Regions from separate parts of the Homo sapiens genome. Here region 2 is linked to region 1. A link is a loop called in an ENCODE intact Hi-C map of the cell type or tissue named here. Cell type or tissue: ascending aorta. All regions are shown on one strand. Each heading gives the region's core, and the rest is flanking DNA. Links, peaks and the distances in the headings are about the cores only.

Region 1 (5,373 bases), core at 162-5,161:
CGAGACCAGCCTGGCCAACATGGTGAAACTGTGTCTCTACTAAAAATACAAAAATTAGTCGGGCATGGTGGTAGGCACCTGTAATCCCAGCTACTCGGGAGACTGAGGCAGGGGGAATTGCTTGAACCCAGGAAGCAGAGGTTGCAGTGAACCGAGATCGCGCCACTGTACTCCAGCCTGGGCAACAGAGCAAAGGCTCCGTCTCAAAAAAAAAAAAAAAAAAAAGGTTAAGAACCGTTGTACATGGTGGAACCACAAGACGAAAGGAACCGGTGTCCCTGAATCTCCATGTGGAAGGAAAATACCAATTTGCCAGGTACCTGCATTAGACTGTTACATAAGCAAAACTAAATAGTCGTCGTATTGAACCCTCAAATTTGGGGGGTTATTTGTTGTGGCGGCTAACATTATGCCAGTACACATGGGAAGAACGCTTGGCTGGGAGCAACTTGTCCAAGTTGCTCTGTCCACATTTCTGGCTAAGTGAGGTGGGATGCACCAGAGGCTCTCAAAGGGCCTCATACCAGGACTTCTTGCTTTCCCTTGAGGGTCTTCCTAACTCCAGGACTAATGTACAGATCATTGGCGCTTGGGAGGATTAAGTGACACTCTCAACCCAGGTTTTCTGGCTTCTGTGCCCAACTCCACCACCTGCTCTTACCAAGGTCTACAGGGAGTCCTGGTGGCTGCAGCCAGGGACATTGCTCAGTGCTCCTCCTACTTGACCTCTTGGGAGCCTCAGGCTTTGCTGGGGGCTCCCTCCCCCGGAAAGTACCCCGCCTTCCTTGGCTTCTTGCCTCATCTCTCCTGGGTCTTCCTCCTGCTCCTCCTCATTCTCTGTTCACTCCTTGTTGGCATTCTTAAGGTCAAATGATTTTGCTCCCCTTACAAACTGTTCTCAACATAGCGGCCCCAGTGATCCTTTTAAAACAAGTCATATCATGTTGCCGCTGTGCCCAAAAGCCTCTGGTGGCTCCTTCCTCAGAGTAAAGGCCCCCGTCAGTCCATCCACACGGTGACCTCCAAACACCAGCCCTCTGCCCCCCTCAGGCTGTGACTTCTCTGTCCTATTTCCCCACCTGGCTTGCTCCATGCCAGCCACCTGGCCTTCTCCTGTGTTCCTGGAGCCTCCAGGCATGCTCCAGTCTCTTGGTGAGACGACCTCTGAGCACCTTACTGAAAATTACAATGTCTACTCCATCCCACCCACTTCCCTATTCCCTTCCCAGCACTGTTGTTCTCTATAATACCCTTCACCTCCTGACAGACTAACGATTTCACCTGTTTTGCATATGGTCTGCCTCTTCTATCAGAAAGGATGTTCAGGATTTTATTTTTTTTTTAGTTTCCTGCTGTATCCTCTGCCCCTAGAATAGTTCCTAGCACATAGACAACATTCCATAAAATGTGTTAAACAAAGGAATACATAAGTAAGAGTCCCACCGTGTCCCTAAACGTGCAACCTCCAGGGTGGTTGCAGTGGCTGGCACTACCCCCCACGTGGTTACTGCAGCCAGAAACATGAGGTTACCCAACTTTCTCTCCTCTCTTGTGCCAAGTTGTCCATCTGTCATCATGCCCTGAAGCCTGCCTTCTGGCTGTCCAGACTCTGCCCCCACCCCACACCCTGGTGTGCCAGCATCACTTTGGGCGCAAGCAACAATGTCCTGAGAGGTGCTGACTCCAGGTCAACTCCCTCAATCTATCCTCCACATTGAAGCAGAGCCAGCTTCAGAAACCGAATGTGATCCTATCACTTTCCTTTAAAAGCCCTCGGGGGCAGCCAGACATGGTGGCTCACACCTGTAATCTCAGCACTTTGGGTGGCTGAGGCAGGAGGATTGCTTGAGGCCAGGAGTTCAAGACCAGCCTGGGCTACACAGCGAGATGTCCCCCATCTCTACAAAATGTTAAAAAAGTTAACCCAGCATGATGGCACACACCTGTAGTCCCAGTTACTTGGGAGGCTCAGGTGGGAGGATCGCTTGAGCCCAGGAGTTTGAAGCTGTAGTGAGCTATGATCAAGCAACTGTGCTCCAGCCTGTGTGGCAGAGGGAGACCCTGTTTAAAAAACAAAAGCAAAACCAAAAAGCACCCTCCCATTGCTAGACCAAGTGTGAGCTTTCTGAAAGGATGCACGAGCCCCTTCACAGTCCAGCCCCTGCCTGCCCCCTGCCCCCATGCTTTTCCTCCCTGCCTCTTTCCTCCTCATGGAAAAACTTGCCCTTCCTCCAACCCTCCATATTTCTCAGACTCCAGGAGCATCCTTCCCTTATCCCTCTGGTCCCCTGCTAGTCATTTAGCAGGACCCCATGCCCACTCCCACTGGGCCTGTGCCTGAACTGAGCTGGGAGCCCTGGGAGGCAGCGGTGTCTGGCAGAATCAGAGGACCTGAGCTTGAGCCTGTCTCCACTCACTGCTGAACACCTCCCAGGCTTGATGTCTATCAAGTGCAGAAGAATAATACTGAGGGCCCTGATGGCAGTTAGAAAGTGAAACCCTGTCTCTACTAAAACTACAAAAATTAGCCGGACGTGGTGGTGTCTGCTTGTAATCCCAGCTACTCAGGAGGCACCCAGGAGGCAGAGGTTGCAGTGAGCCAAGATTGCGCCACTGCACTCCAGCCTGGTAGACAGAGCGAGACTCCATCACGAAATTAAAAAAAAGAAAGAAGCATGAAGGGAGGTGGCCCACCGTGTGTGCTTGATACAGAGGCTTGCTTTCCGCTCATGATCTCACGGCCTCTGTGCTTCTCACTGCACTGTCCACCCGGCTCTGTAATTGTCTCCCCTGCCCAACTGTGAGCTCCTGCAGGGAAGGGACTGTCTTACTCAATTCTCTTTCCCCCAACAATAGGCCTAGAGCAGGACCATCGCCCCCCACCCAACCCCTTTGTTTTTTCTTAAACCAAAGAGTTACTTGTGTGAATTAATGAATCAGGTGGCCACCAGAGGTCAGCCTCACACCCAGAATGGAGCCAACCCAAATGAAAGTTCCTAAATGGCCCCGGGTCTGAGGAGAACCGGTGGGACTGAGCAGCAGCTCTGATGCATCCAGCACAGTGGCTGGCTTGGGTGTGTAGGGCTTGCTGGGCTTTGCCGTGGGTTCTCCAGGCTTGGAGGGTTGGTTCCATGTGCTTGCCAGTATGCGCCGCTCTCTGGTCCCTCGTGCATGCTCATGGGGAACTGATTCCAGAAGAGTTCCCTATTAAACCTCTCCACTTCCTTTCCCTCACCTGAAAAAAGTGGGGTGGTAACTCCATTACTCCACTACCTGCTTTATAGGATGGTTGTGAGGCTTCCATAGCATGGCAAGGTGCCTGGCATAGTGTTTATGGAGTAAGATCTTGGTGAGAGTTTGCTAAGTGGATGGAAGCCCCAGAATTGCAACATCTCCCAAGTGTGAGTCTGGTGGGCAGTGTCTGGCCTGAATGAGGACACCCAGTTAAACCTCCCTGCTCACAAGTCTGTGCATTCAGCACAGTGGTAAAATGAGTGGAGGGGACTGGGCTTGCTGGCTCACGCCTGTAATCCCAGCACTTTGGGAGGCCAAGGTGGGCAGATCATTTGAACTCAGGACTTCAAGACCAGCCTGGGCTATGAGGCAAAACCCTGTCTCTCCAAAAAATACACAAATCAGCCAGGCATCATGACATATGCCTGTAGTCCCAGCTACTCAGGAGGCTGAGGTGTGAGGATTGCTTGAGCCCAAGAGGTGGAGGCTGCAGTGCGCCATGATCGTGCCACTGCACCCACCCTGGACAACAGAATGAGACCCTATCTCAATGAATGAATGAATGAATGAATAAATAAATAAATAAATAAATTTTTAAAAGAATTTAAAAATGGGTGGAGGAGCCGTGATGGCTGAGTTTATTAACAATCTGACCTACAGGCTCCTCACTCTCAGAATTTCAGGGCTCAAAACAAGGGACCATGAAGATTGTCTTTTCCAATCCCATTCCATACTGGAACACTGTCTACAGAGCTCGTCTTTGGTTAAGGAGTATTGAAACTTAAATAAGGAATGGAGTTGTTAAAATATTGTGATGTTGCACATTAATCATTAGAGACACCCAGCCGCCCATTTCCATGTCCCAGTGCGTTTATGAGAAACTTTCGCTGCTGTGCAACAGAGGTGCCAACAGCCTCCCAGAGAAATCCGTAGAAGGTGCACTATGGGGGAGTGTCAGGGTCACCTTAGCTGTAGACAAATGGTGTAGAAAGGAGGTCCTAGGAAGGGAGGTGAGGGAACCAAACAGACTCTGAACCCTCAAGCAGCAGTTTCCAGCCAAACCCAAGTTATGATAATAAACAAAATCATCATGTTGCCTAGGTAAGACAATAGGATGTTTAAGAGTTGACTGGGGCCAGGCATGGTGGCTCATGCCTGTAATTCCAGCACTTTGGGAGGCCGTGGCAGGAGGGTTGCTTGAGACCAGGAGTTTGAGACAAGCCTGGGAAACATGGTGAAACCTCATCTCTACAAAAAATACCAAAAAAAAAAAAAAAATTAGCCAGGCATGGTGGTGAGTGCCTGTAGTCCCAGCTACTTGGGAGGCTCAGGTGGGAGGATTGCTTGAGCCTGGGAAGCAGAGATGAGTGGGGTGTGCATTTACAGGAATGGGGGGACTTGAACGTAAGGTGGCTTGTAAGCAGCATGGTCTAGAAAGATGGACCGAGAGAGGGAGGCTCAGCATTCTGCTTCTGTATTGTGGCCTGGCTGGCTTGGATTTGCCTTCACTCCCATCAGTTGGGGAATGAATGTAGCAAGACTAACAATAAACATTATGAACTCTGAGGTTTGAAACTCTGGAAATCCCCAGCATGTCAAGGTGGCCCCCATGCTAGGCTTGGCTTGAAGGGTGGGTATGGTTTGGAAGGGGTGGGGGGCTGTGGAAACGAGTCCAACAAGATGGGCCCATTCTGAGCAGGAACCAGAGTTTTTCTCTACGGGTCTTACAGTTGCACTTTGTCACCCATCCAAGAGAAAACAAAAACAGAAACATTGGGGAGGGGACTTTTGCACCTGACTGGGGGTTGACTAGACCACCTGGGTCCCTTCCATCCCCCACACTCTATAAAATGTTCAGCAGCAGGACAATATGGAGACAAAATGGATTTGCTCACAGAATGTATACGTTTATTTTTTAACGGAGTTAATTCATGGCCGGGTGTTGTGGCTCCCACCTGTAATCCCAGCACTTTGGGAGGCTGAGGCGGGTGGATCACCTGAGGTCAGGAGTTCAAGATCAGCCTGGCCAAAATGGTGAAACCTCATCTCTACTAAAAATACAAAAATTAGCCAGGTGTGATGGCATGTACCTATAATCCCAGCTACTCAGGAGGCTGAGACAGGAGAATCGCTTGAATC
Region 2 (5,373 bases), core at 261-5,260, 650 kb after region 1:
CCCTGCGCCTCACACTGAGCCATACTGAACACTTTCCTCCGCTCCCTGCCACCGCTCTTGTGTCCTTTGCCTCTGAATAAGCTCATAGCCACTTTCCAGTGGGAGGAAAAGACCTTCTAGCTGGTCTCATTGCTTTCCCCAATCCCCACTCCATCTGTTTGCCATATGATTATGTGTCTCTCCTGATGTAAAATCTAACCCCCTGCCCGAGGTCTTGTATTATACAACCCAGCTCCTGCATGCCCCTCCCAGCTTCATCTCCTATCACTCTTCCTCCAGCTTGCTATGTTCCAGTTGCGCTGATCCTGAAATGCTTCAAACACACTGTGAGCCTTTGCAAATACTATTCCCTTTTCTCTCACTTTTCCATTCCTGGCTTCTTATACTTTAGGCCCCAGCTTCAGCATTCCCTCTTCAGAAAGGCCTTTCCTGACGATCACTTTGGCAAGATTGGTTCATTCTATCCCTGTCTTGGCATCTTTTCTTGGTTTCTTTGTATCACCTCTCAGTCAGTAATGGATTTTTTTTTCTGTGTCTTTCCTACAATTATAAGTTCCTTGAGGAGACTATGTCTGCCGTGTTCGTGGTTGTATTCCCAATGCCACTGCATAGTATATATTTGTTGACAATAAATGAATGATTTTTTTCTACATTCTTGACATATCCAAATTCTATCTATCAGATCCAGGACCTGACACACAGTAGATACTCAATAAATACTTCTTGACAGGCTAGTTTTAATTAATGCTGATTTCTGCAGGAAGCTTTCCCTGATTACTACTCTGCCCCTCACTCCAAAATGACTTCTCTCTCCTTAGACTCCTCACAGCACCTTATCTGTTCTCTTTGGAGGCCGAGTGAACCGCGCCTTATGTTGTAAGCCTCTATCTTCACGTGTCACCTAATCTCTCTCAGGAGCTTTTCAAAATATAATAAGATTCTTCCCCAATTATTTACATTCTGCATCAAGCAGATGATGCTGCATCAGGCATCACCTGGCATGGGCAACCCATGAATGTTTGTTGAAAGAAATGAATCAGCCAATGTGATGGTGGGTGGGAAAAGGAAGGAAAGGTGTAAATGTCCCATCGTTTCTTAGTCACTAAACAATTGACCCTTGCATTTCAGGGTAGCAAGTCCCCATTCTGCCTATCTCATGTTGGAGGCTGCATGACTCAAAGAAAGTGCTAAACAGTGCAATTTCCCCTGCTTCTTTAGCTTTTCAACAAACAGTGAAGGGTTTCCCAGCACTTCTGGGACTTAGTTCTCCTCATGGGAACTGTAGAGAAAAATAGCAGCTCCATACAGTAGCAACTCAAGACAGTTAATGAATTTGAGGGGAGGAGAACCAAAGAAAAAGGAAATAAACATGTATTGAGTTCTGAGCTGGAAGCTTCAGTCTTCTTTGTGCCTTCCATGATTATTTATTCTTCACAATAATGCTGAATATATATTATTCAACAATCTCTAGGGTGTTGGCTGTATTAGAAAAATGCATTCAAGGTATCTAAATAAGACATCTGCCACATATTAGGCCCTCATTAAATGAAAAGGAGTATTATTTCCTTTTGCCAGATGGGGAAACTGAGGCCCAGAGAAATGCCTGATAACACAGGCCAAAGCCAGGATTCAAATCCTGATTGAGGCCAGGTGCAGTGGCTCACCCCTGTAATCCTAGCACTTTGAGAGGCCAAGGTGGGCAGATCACCTGGGGTCAGGGGTTCGAGACCAGCCTGGGCAACATGGTGGAACCCCATCTCTACTAAAAAAATACAAAAATTAGCTGGGCATGGCAGCAGACGCCTGTGATCCCAGCTACTCAGGAGGCTGAGGCAGGAGAATCGCTTGAACCTGGGAGGTAGAGGTCGCAGTGAGCCAAGATCGTACCATTGCACTCCAGCCTGGGCAACAAGAGTGAAACTCCATCTAAAAAAAAAAAAAAAAAATTCTTGTTGAGTGAAGTCCCGAGCTCCTCCCCTAAACTTGTGAACACATAGGTTGTGTTTTTACCTCTTCACAGCTTTCTGCTGACAAAAGTTTCAGGTCTTGTTTAACATTAGGCAATTTTTATTATTTTGGTGCCCTGTAGTTCCTATTTTTCATTGCCATGAAATTGCTTCCAATCTGTGTTCAAGAGCCTCATTTAAGTTTTATTCAAAGTATCCTATGAAAAGAAACAGGCCTCTAAGAAAATACGTCTTTTCCTGGCACAAGTACTGGTAACTGGTTTCTAGTTATTAACAACAAGTTATCGGTAACAGGAGATGGGAAGGATGCCTTTTCACGTCTTCTCTCAGGTATTGTTTTCCTTCTGTTTGGAGAGAGCTGAGGTGTGTGACTTCATACTCTCCTTTCTGTTCCTGCTTTTGCTGGGTGGAGGGAAGGAGCCCTAGAGAAGAGCCACAGCGGCAGCACTGAGCTCACACTGGTCAGGAGCACCAGAGGGACAAGGGACTCCTTTAACGAACTCTAATAGCCTAAGGTGAGTGACTAAACCACCTTTGGCCTGGACAGAGAAGCCAGGCAAAGAGGCACCCCAAGGGAGGCTTAAAATCAGTTTCCCTGGGGTCTAAAAACAAAATACAGTGGATGGTTTCAGACTAGAAGAGACGTCCATAAGAGCTGAGGGTTATTGCTAGCATTTATCATCTACTAGATTGAGTACTTGCTGGATTTCTATCCCATAAAATGGGCACTATTAGTATGCCAATTTGCAGAAAAGAAAACCAAAGCACTGAGAGGTTAGGTGGCTTGTCTAAGGTCCACCAGGATGAACTGGGATTAACTGGCTCAACTGGGGTAAGAAAGGTATCCAATATATTTCTTTTGCTTTAATTTTCTTAAAAAGGCAAATCTAATTCAAGGCTTTAATGTTCGGCTTTTTATATATTTAAAACAGGAATAAGGTGCAAGATTCAGGGATGCAATCAATTTCAGATAAAGCACATGTGTGGCCTTGCAATGAAAGAACTTCCTGCCACCTAGTGGCAACCTATGCTTGCTGCAGTGGGGCAGCCAAGAATCCCAGGCCTCCTGGTGCAGGCGCTGCAAACCATAACTTGTGAAGGTCGAAGTCTATCAAATATTACCGGTATTCACTCCTATTTGCAAAGGTTATTGCCAAATAAGTGTGATATGAGAAGTCAAGACTGTTTTTCAGTGACCCCCACCTTTCTCCCTCACCCCTGCCTTCTTGAGTATTCCTTTTGCTTCTACACTCCTTGGGTACGCTCCTTTTATGATAAACACTTTGCTGATAGTGATCTAACTAATCTGTGCCTAGAGAGTCTGTAAGCATCCTGACCAGGGGGAGAGACTTGTCTTACTCATCTGTAAATCCCAAGGCCTGGCACAAAGGAAGTATCCAGTGAATGTCTGTTGAACGAATATAAGTGAATGCTTTTAACCCAAACTCTATGACTCAGGCCAAGATTAAGCAGCAGTTTATTTGAATACTCTATATAGTAAACATTTGAAGAGGGTGGGTGGGAGAGTGGAAGGGGCTTCTCAGGGAAGTGTCCAAGGCAGGACAGGGCAGGAGGCCCTTGGGCCGTTGACCTGTTTACAGGGCCGTGGATGCCCGGAACTTCTGGGTCAAACAGAACACGGCGGCCGTGAGGGCCGTGCACTGACGGGCCAGGAGTTTCACACTCAGGTCGTGGTAGCCTCTCTCGCAGGTCGATTTAGCAGCCTCTATAAACTGATGGTAGGTGTACACCACATCCCTCAGGTTCCCCGCTGCCTCCCTGTGCCGGGCGGAGCAGCGGCTACAGTCTGTGAACTGAAAGCACAGGCCGGCCAGCTGGACCAGGTGCTGGAAGGTGTCACGCACGGCCCCCTGCATCTCTTCGGGGGACTGGTCCATTCTGATCACATGCCGACAGCTCGACAGGAGCTTCTGGGAGCCCATGCAGAGGCGGCTCCGGCTTTCGGTAAAGTGCCAGGTGCACTTCTCTGGGGGATGTTTGTTTCCAACCCCCCAGGAAGTTTCTAAAATGTCTTGTAGCTCCAGCAAGCTCTCCATGAGTTGGATGAAGCCCTCAGGGGTGCTGGCAGGGGTGGCTTTCAGCTGTCTCAGTGCCCTGGAGCAGTACTCTGGCCAGATGTGGCTTTTCCTCGACAGGGGTGCGGTGGTGCAGCTGTGGGCTCGGGCAGGCCTCCAGGGCAGAACCACCGGGCTTCCCGCAGAGGGCGGTGAGGTGAGGGGGGCCATGGGGTGTGCTTCCAAGTCCCTGTCTTCTTCCTCTGTCTCAGGCTGCGGGCCACGGAAGCATGTGGCATAGGAGAACTGACAGCTGCACTGGTCCATCCCTATCCTGGGAGCCACCATCTCATTCATGCCTGCAAAACCCAAAGATGTGGCCACCCTGAGACTGGCAGAGACTTCAGGATGGCTTTCTGGGGCAAAGCACAGAAAAGACTTCTCAGCAGAAAGGCAGATGCTAGAGCTGTCACTTTTGCCTTCTGAGAGTAAGCAATGGTTTGAAGTTTCTAAGTGAGGATCCTCTTGTGGACATGGTAGTGGTTCTGGCAGGGAAGGCTCAGGATTAAAACAGACCCACTCAGGGCTGTCCCTAGGGGCTATATCTTGCCCTGTCACATGGTTAGGTGCCTCTGCCTTGATCCCCTCTGGAGGGACGGCTGGTGAAACTGTCTGCTTCCCAAGAAAGAAATCAGGGTCTAAATCCAACTCTACGAATAGTTTTTGTTCTTGAGCCTGGCAGCCTTGCCCTGGGGGTTCTCTGCTCTGTCCTTGAGGGTCTCTAGGGGGATGTGGTGGGATCTGCTCGGTCCCTGTTACAGGAGCATCTAAAGAAAGGGAGGTTACTATTTTACCAGCTGGAGAGCTAATATCAAGAGTCTGTGAAACATTATTTGACACATCACCCGGGGAGTCACCTGAATCCTTCCTAGACTCCTCCTGAAATACGTTGGTGCCATTTTTGTTTGTAACTTCTCTGTCTCTTTCCAGAGATAGTTGTCCTTGTGGCTCTTCCTTTGTAGGGATAGAAGCTATCTTCTCTCCTGGATTTATTCCACATTCATCACTTCTAGGCTCATCTCTAGGAGACAACAAAGGCTCTGTGTATTTGGGGGCAGTTTCTTGTATATGATTTGTACAAAAAGATTCCAATCCCATTTCCAACTGGACATGGGGCTCCAACTGGAGCTCTAGTGTGTCTCCTTGAGAGACATTATTTAGTCCTGGGTTGCTGGCCAGGCAGGCTCTGTCTGGGTTAGGGTCACCACTGGAGAGGGAGAAGGAGCTGTCTCCATGCTCTATGGTTGGTTCTTTGGGGGCAATCCCATCCAGGTCTTGAGATAGAGGTAAGATTTGGGAAGGCCTTGCCTGAGCAGTATCTGGGCCAGATG

The links. Peaks named below come from ENCODE experiments on the same cell type or tissue, not always from the same donor. Only the 100,000 strongest peaks of a DNase experiment are listed, where the experiment ranks them.
Region 2: it touches region 1 in a loop (2.8-fold over the local background); 25 of 110 quality-filtered maps call a loop at or near these places.

Annotation. Positions count from the first base shown.
Region 1 is chr9:38,398,409-38,403,781 of GRCh38, reverse strand. ALDH1B1 (aldehyde dehydrogenase 1 family member B1) reads right to left here. Exons shown (of 2, transcript NM_000692.5): 2 at 5,121-5,373. Among named protein-coding and RNA genes, the nearest start is that of ALDH1B1, 8.4 kb to the right of the region's middle. In ascending aorta, for the core only: a CTCF peak has its summit at 2,967 (motif pointing right); a DNase peak (open chromatin) is centred at 2,971; H3K27ac peaks cover 2,148 bases.
Region 2 is chr9:37,744,959-37,750,331 of GRCh38, reverse strand. FRMPD1 (FERM and PDZ domain containing 1) reads right to left here. Exons shown (of 16, transcript NM_014907.3): 16 at 3,428-5,373. The coding sequence ends at 3,563. Among named protein-coding and RNA genes, the nearest start is that of TRMT10B, 6.2 kb to the left of the region's middle. RefSeq lists an enhancer at 3,941-4,442. In ascending aorta, for the core only: a CTCF peak has its summit at 2,990 (motif pointing left); DNase peaks (open chromatin) are centred at 3,009 and 3,745.